2 separate regions of the Homo sapiens genome follow, and region 1 is linked to region 2. The links are chromatin loops, found by intact Hi-C in ENCODE. Cell type or tissue: PC-9. All regions are shown on one strand. Each heading gives the region's core, and the rest is flanking DNA. Links, peaks and the distances in the headings are about the cores only. Region 1 overlaps KIAA1217. Region 2 overlaps KIAA1217.

What was found. Hi-C counts contacts between places; a loop is a spot of excess contacts. Peaks named below come from ENCODE experiments on the same cell type or tissue, not always from the same donor. Only the 100,000 strongest peaks of a DNase experiment are listed, where the experiment ranks them.
Region 1: it touches region 2 in a loop (5-fold over the local background); 6 of 110 quality-filtered maps call a loop at or near these places.

The regions. Positions count from the first base shown.
Region 1 is chr10:24,482,565-24,485,477 of GRCh38, reverse strand. The region is part of intron 6 of KIAA1217; the gene reads right to left. Among named protein-coding and RNA genes, the nearest start is that of MIR603, 210 kb to the right of the region's middle. In PC-9, for the core only: no CTCF peak of the experiment used is centred there; a DNase peak (open chromatin) is centred at 1,577; H3K27ac peaks cover 1,600 bases.
Region 2 is chr10:24,431,192-24,434,104 of GRCh38, reverse strand. KIAA1217 reads right to left here. Exons shown (of 21, transcript NM_019590.5): 4 at 912-1,110. It overlaps LOC124902395 (a long non-coding RNA gene), which reads left to right. Exons shown (of 2, transcript XR_007062090.1): 2 at 2,477-2,714. Among named protein-coding and RNA genes, the nearest start is that of MIR603, 160 kb to the right of the region's middle. RefSeq lists enhancers at 1-660, 1,006-1,642, 498-1,697. In PC-9, for the core only: no CTCF peak of the experiment used is centred there; a DNase peak (open chromatin) is centred at 1,214; H3K27ac peaks cover 1,394 bases.

The sequences.
Region 1 (2,913 bases), core at 90-2,589, 51 kb before region 2:
TTGAGTTTGGAGAGGAGCCAGTCAGTTAGACATTTGGTGGAAGAATGCACGAAGCAGCAGAAAGAGCAAAGGTGAATTCTCCAAGGTCAGAAAGTCCTGGACAAGGTCAATTACAGGAAGTGAGGGAACATGGAGTTGAGTTCTTGGCAGGCCACGGAAAAGGCTGAACGAACCCTTACTCTGTAGAGGAAACAGTCTCAGAAGGCCCCTACCCCTTGTTAAACAGGGGTACCCATTCTCTCACACCCACTACCCACAGAAATCCAGCCTCACTTAGAATCCTGGAATTACATAAGTTTCTGGTTGGAAGGGATTTACATAAATCCCATAGCTCTTCCCATTCTGGGTCTGTGATCTTGAATGAAGCTATTAAAAAAAAAAAAAAAAAGCGGGCAGGTCCAACCAGGAGGTCCAAGCTCAGTCCCACCCAGGCCTGGTGTTCCCCGCATGCACAATTGGCTTCCCAGGTTCTAGCAGTGCTCTGCCCAGCACAGCAAATGCACTTAGGGAAGGCTCCAGGCAGCCTTTAATCTATTTCACAATTCACTTTCTGTGTAGGCTGTTCTGGATGGGACCAGGAAACAGCCCCAAGTCAGGAATAAGGACACAACCCCCCTCAGATCCGAAGGGCTGGCACAACTCTATGGCTTCATGGTTTTATGTCAATGAAAAATTTATTCATAGAAAACTGTCCAGTACACAAAGTGATCTAATAGCTATTTTCATTTAAATTGCACAGAACTTGTCCCTCTGCCAGGCACAGTGGCTCACACTTGTAATCCCCAAATTTTGGGAGGCTGAGGTGGGGGAGGCTTGCTTAAGCCCAGGAGTTCGAGGCTGCAGTGAGCTATGATTGCACCACTGCGTTCCAGCCTGGGTGACAGAGCAAGACCACATCTCTAAAATAATAATACATTGAAAAATAAAAATAGGCCATACACGGTGGCTCACACCTGTAATCCCAGCACTTTGGGAGGCCGAGGTGGGCGGATCCCTTGAAGTCAGGAGTTCAAAACCAGCCTGGCCAACATGGTGAAACCTTGTCTCTACTAAAAATACAAAAAATTAGCTGGGCTACTGTGGTGGGCTTCTGTAATACCAGCTACTTGGGAGGCTGAGGCAGGAGAATTGTTTGAACCCGGGAGGCGGAGGTTGCAGTGAGCCGAGATCATGCCACTGCACTCCAGCCTGGGCAACAGAGCGAGACTGTTTCAAAAAAAAAAAAAAAAAAAAAAATATATATATATATATATGTATATCTATCTATCTATATATATGTATATCAATATATATGTATATCTATATATATATACACACACATATACATATATACATATATATACACATAAATATAATAAAAATAAAAATAAAAATTGCACAGAACTCTTGAGTAGATTATCATCCCCTTATTAGGACAAAAGACACTGAGGCTTAGCCAGGCAGGGCTTTTCTTAGGGAAACAGATCAATTAGCTTGCAGGCTTTCTCGGATCCAGGGCTCTCTGTGGCACTGAGCTGCCTCCCTTAGTGACTCACATCTAGGGTGAGGCACTTCACTTCCTGTTGGCTCTCTGCTGGGTGCCTAGAGCCGCCACTCCCCAGGGCAAGCCTACACCCTGCTTTATGAAATCACCTGTTTTGCATTTTCTTTCTCTTCCCTGAGGCTAATCTGGAACATTTGTGTTCTGGAATTGACATCTCATTTTTTGCACAGGTACAAACAGGTAGGAATAGCAGTTGCTTCATGTTATGGGCCAGCTGAACACGGCCAGCTAATTTACCTTCAAATGAGAGACGGTGTCAGGAGAGATGGTCTCTTGAGTGGACCTCATGGTGACTGTGGAAATGAACTCCCCACTCTCGCCTGCTTTAGAGCTGTAAATCTTAGGGCGGACTCAAAAGAAATAAAATAATGACTCTTAGGGAAAAGAAAAAAACATTTGCTATATTTGGTCTCTCTAGTGCATTTCCTTTTTGTTTTGTCTTAGTTACTTGTGCTTGCAAAGACAAAATGTGAGGGGGGCCACGGCGAGTCCTGAGCTGAGGCTCGACATGAAAGGTCTCACGTTTTAACGGGGTCACTCTGGCCTCCCCAATGAGAACAGGCGGAAGGTGGGCAGGGACTGAGTGGGGAGACCTTTTGGGAGACCACTGTAGCAAGTCAGGTGAGAGATGGAGGTGGAGTGGCCCAGTGGGTGGCTGTGAGGTCAAGAGCAATGGCTGGAGCCACCCTTAAGGCAGCAGGATAGCGAAATGTCATTTAACTAGAGTAGCTCCCATCCTTGGACCTTTAGGAAGTCTCCTTGCTGTTTCTCCTGCTGTAAAGTCAGCTATTAGGACCCAGTATTCTCCAAGGTCTCTTTAGCTTTGAGGATGGACAAGGAGACAGAGGAAGTATTTACTGGTGATACAAGTTGGCCCTGCATGAGTATATACAGACTTTTTTTTTTTTTTTTTTTGAGACAGGATCTTGCTCTGTTGCCCAGGCTGGAGTGCAGTAGTGCAATCATAGCTCACTGCAGCCTCCAACTCCTGGGCTCAAGTGATCCTTCCACCTTAGCCTCCTGAGCACCTAGGGCTACAAGCATGTGCCACCACACCTAATTTTTCAAAAAGTCTTTTGTAGAGATGGGATCTCACTCTGTTGCCCAGGCTGGTCTTGAACTCCAGGGCTCAAGTGGCCCTCCTGCCTCAGCCTCCTAACATGCTGGAATTACAGGCATGAGTTACTGCACCCAGTTCAATACAGACTTTTTAAGATCTGTGATTTTTGAAAGTTAGAATTCATGCTTAGACCCAGCTGTATTTTTTGAATCACTTCATTCATGAAAAATGAAGTCCAGAATTCAAATAAGGACAAGTGTAATCTCCATGGTTTCCGCCAGACAGAAGGACAAGTAAATCACAAGAGAGG
Region 2 (2,913 bases), core at 151-2,650:
AGATCGCACCATTGTACTCCAGCCTGGGCGAAAGAGCAAGACTGTCTCATAAAAAAAAAAAAAAAAAAAAAAAAAAAAAGAGAGAGAGAGAGAGAGGGAGAGAGAGATGCTTTTGTTTCTAACTGACTCTCAATCCCATCAATAGCAGGAGTCCATTTAGCTTAATTTTGGAGGATATTCAACTGGGGGCCCTGGGGAAAGGCCACCTGGAAAGTAAGATCTTTGGGTAAAGGACAACTCTTTAAGAAATGAATGGAAAGTGAAGATGCTTCTCAGTCTCTTTTCTTATGGAAAATAATACAGAGCCCACTGCTTTTATTCTAACTTGTTATGTGTAAATAACGACCCAGTGGGATCATTACCTAAAATGTCCACAGGGTCTTTCTATGGAGGAAAGAACACTTGAGGGGGAATTGGGAAAGTTCCAATATGAATGAAGTACTGCCTACAACTCTTAAGACCTCGATCAGGTCTCTCCGCTACCTTTTTGGGCCTTAGTTTCCCTAACCCTTAGATAAAATGGTGGACTGAATCATTTCTAATGTTCTTTTCAGATGTAGCATTCAAAAATCTGTGGCGGAGAAATTTGTCCTCGTTTTTATAAGCTATACCCTGTAAATGAATTGTAGAAAACCAGATAGTGAAATCATCTGACTGGGTGAAATAAGCCCAACCAATCAGGATAATGAATCTGCTTTCTTCACTAGGATATAAAGAAATTAGAATTTGGTATAAACTCTATGAAAGGGATATGATGGACCAAACAAAAAACAAAAAACAAAAAACAAAAAACAAAAAAACACTCTAAATGCAATATAGTGGGTAAAAAAAAACCCCTCAAAAACAAAAAAACAAAAAACAAAAAAAACTCTAAGGCAAAATGGCAGGCAAAAAATGATGTCACAACTTACCTTACATCATTTAATTCATAATAGACATTTCTGCTTTCATCTTTGATGTAAATGGCGACACTGGGCGATTCCAGCATTTTCATGGTGAGCTGCTGTGGAAAGGCACTTACGAAGAGAGCACGGATTGTGTCTGCACTTGTGATTTCATTCGGCATCCTGAGCTGCTTGGTTTCATCTCCATACTGGAGATAGAGAACCCCTGCACACAAAGGAAACAGTTATTAGTCACAGGTCAAGACTCAGGGGACACACAGCACAAGCTGAGCCACTTCTTTCCTGCTGCACTTAGGAACGTTCAGGACAAGCTTGGCAAGCATGTAACAAGAGATCTAGGTTTGGAATTTCCAAGGAATGCACTGTTTGGTTATTGTGTAAGTACTCACCTTCGTTCTTTGAAGTCCAAGCAGGTGTTAAAGAGCCTAATTTTCAAAAATTCAAGGGCTGGGTGCAATGGCTTATGCCTGTAATCCCAGTGCTTTGGGAGGCCATGGCAAGAGGATTGCTTGAGGCCAGGAGTTCGAGACCCACCTGGGCAATGTAGCAAGATCCCATCTCTTTGGAAAAAAAAAAATTAGCTGGGTGTGGTGGCACATGACTGTAGTCTCAGCTACTCAGGAGGCTGTGGTGGGAAGATCACTTGAGCCTCAGAGTTGCAGGCTGCAGTGAGCTATGATTGCGCCACTGCACTCCAGCCTAAGTAATAGAGTGAGACCCTGACTCAAAAACAAACATGCAAGAAGCAAACCTCTGGTAGCCTAAAGCAAAAGACAATACTTGGCCAGGCTCGGTAACTCACGCCTGTAATCCCAGCACTTTGGGAGGCTGAGGCAGGCGAATCACTTAAGGTCAAGAGTTTCAGACCAGTCTGGCCAACATGGTGAAACCCCATCTCTACTAAAAATACAAAAATTAGCTGGGTGTGGTGGCACATGCCTGTAATCCCAGCTACTCGGGAGGCTGAGGCAAGAGAGTTGCTTGAACCTGGGAGGTTGCAGTGAGCTGAGATCACGCCACTGCACTCCAGCCTGGGCGATAGAGTAAGACTCCATCTTAAAAAAAAAAAAAAAAAAAAAAAGGACGATACTTAATTCCTTGGAAAGGTATATTTAGAAATCTGACCTCATAGAGTGATTTTTTTTCATGTCTTTCATTAACTAGGAACACAATCATTATAGCCATGGGTAAGCTACATAGCTTAAATCTGTCTAGTCCATTCAGAAACATTTTCAGTGGAAATGCAACAAGATTTCTGTGGTTCTAATACATATTTATTGAATGTTCATATCGTGCTAGAATCTGGCACCTCAATGTTTCAGAAATAAAATGGAAAAAGCACAGGATCCCAGAGTTCCCAGGGGGTATGTGGGCCCCAGTGCACCCTGCCTCCTAGCACTCACCCATCTGTGGAGAGCAGCTCTGTTCCACGTTGATTCTGGGCTTGGCTGTGTGACTTGCTTTGGCCAATGGGATATTAGCAAGTGTGATGCAAAAGGAAAGCTTGATATGTGTTTGCACCCTGGAGTTTGTCCTCTTGGTGAGCTTGGTTTGGGGATGTTTCCTTTCAGAACTCAGCTTCTGAGGAGTCCAACCCAGCCACACGGGAGGTCACATGCTGAAGAACCACCCCATCTAAGCGCCCATTTTACAGCTGGAACCACTGAGGTTATGTGGATGAGCCGTCTTGGGAGTGGTCTCCCCAGCCCCAGGTGAGCTACCCCAGCTGATGCCAGCAGAAATGAGATGGCCCCTCCAAGCACTGTCCAAATTGCAGAATGATAAGCAAATAAATGACTGTCATGTGAAGTCACTATGCTTAGGGTGATTTGTTATTCAGAAACAGATAACTGAAACAGGATATCCACAATCCTGACACTGAATTTGAGTCTTGCTTTTTGTGAGAATCTACTGGGGGTGAACTACTACCACTGGAGTAAACTTTGGAAAGGGAGACTCAAAAGAGAAAAGAATGAATTCCGGTTCAATATGGCAGCCCATGTAATAC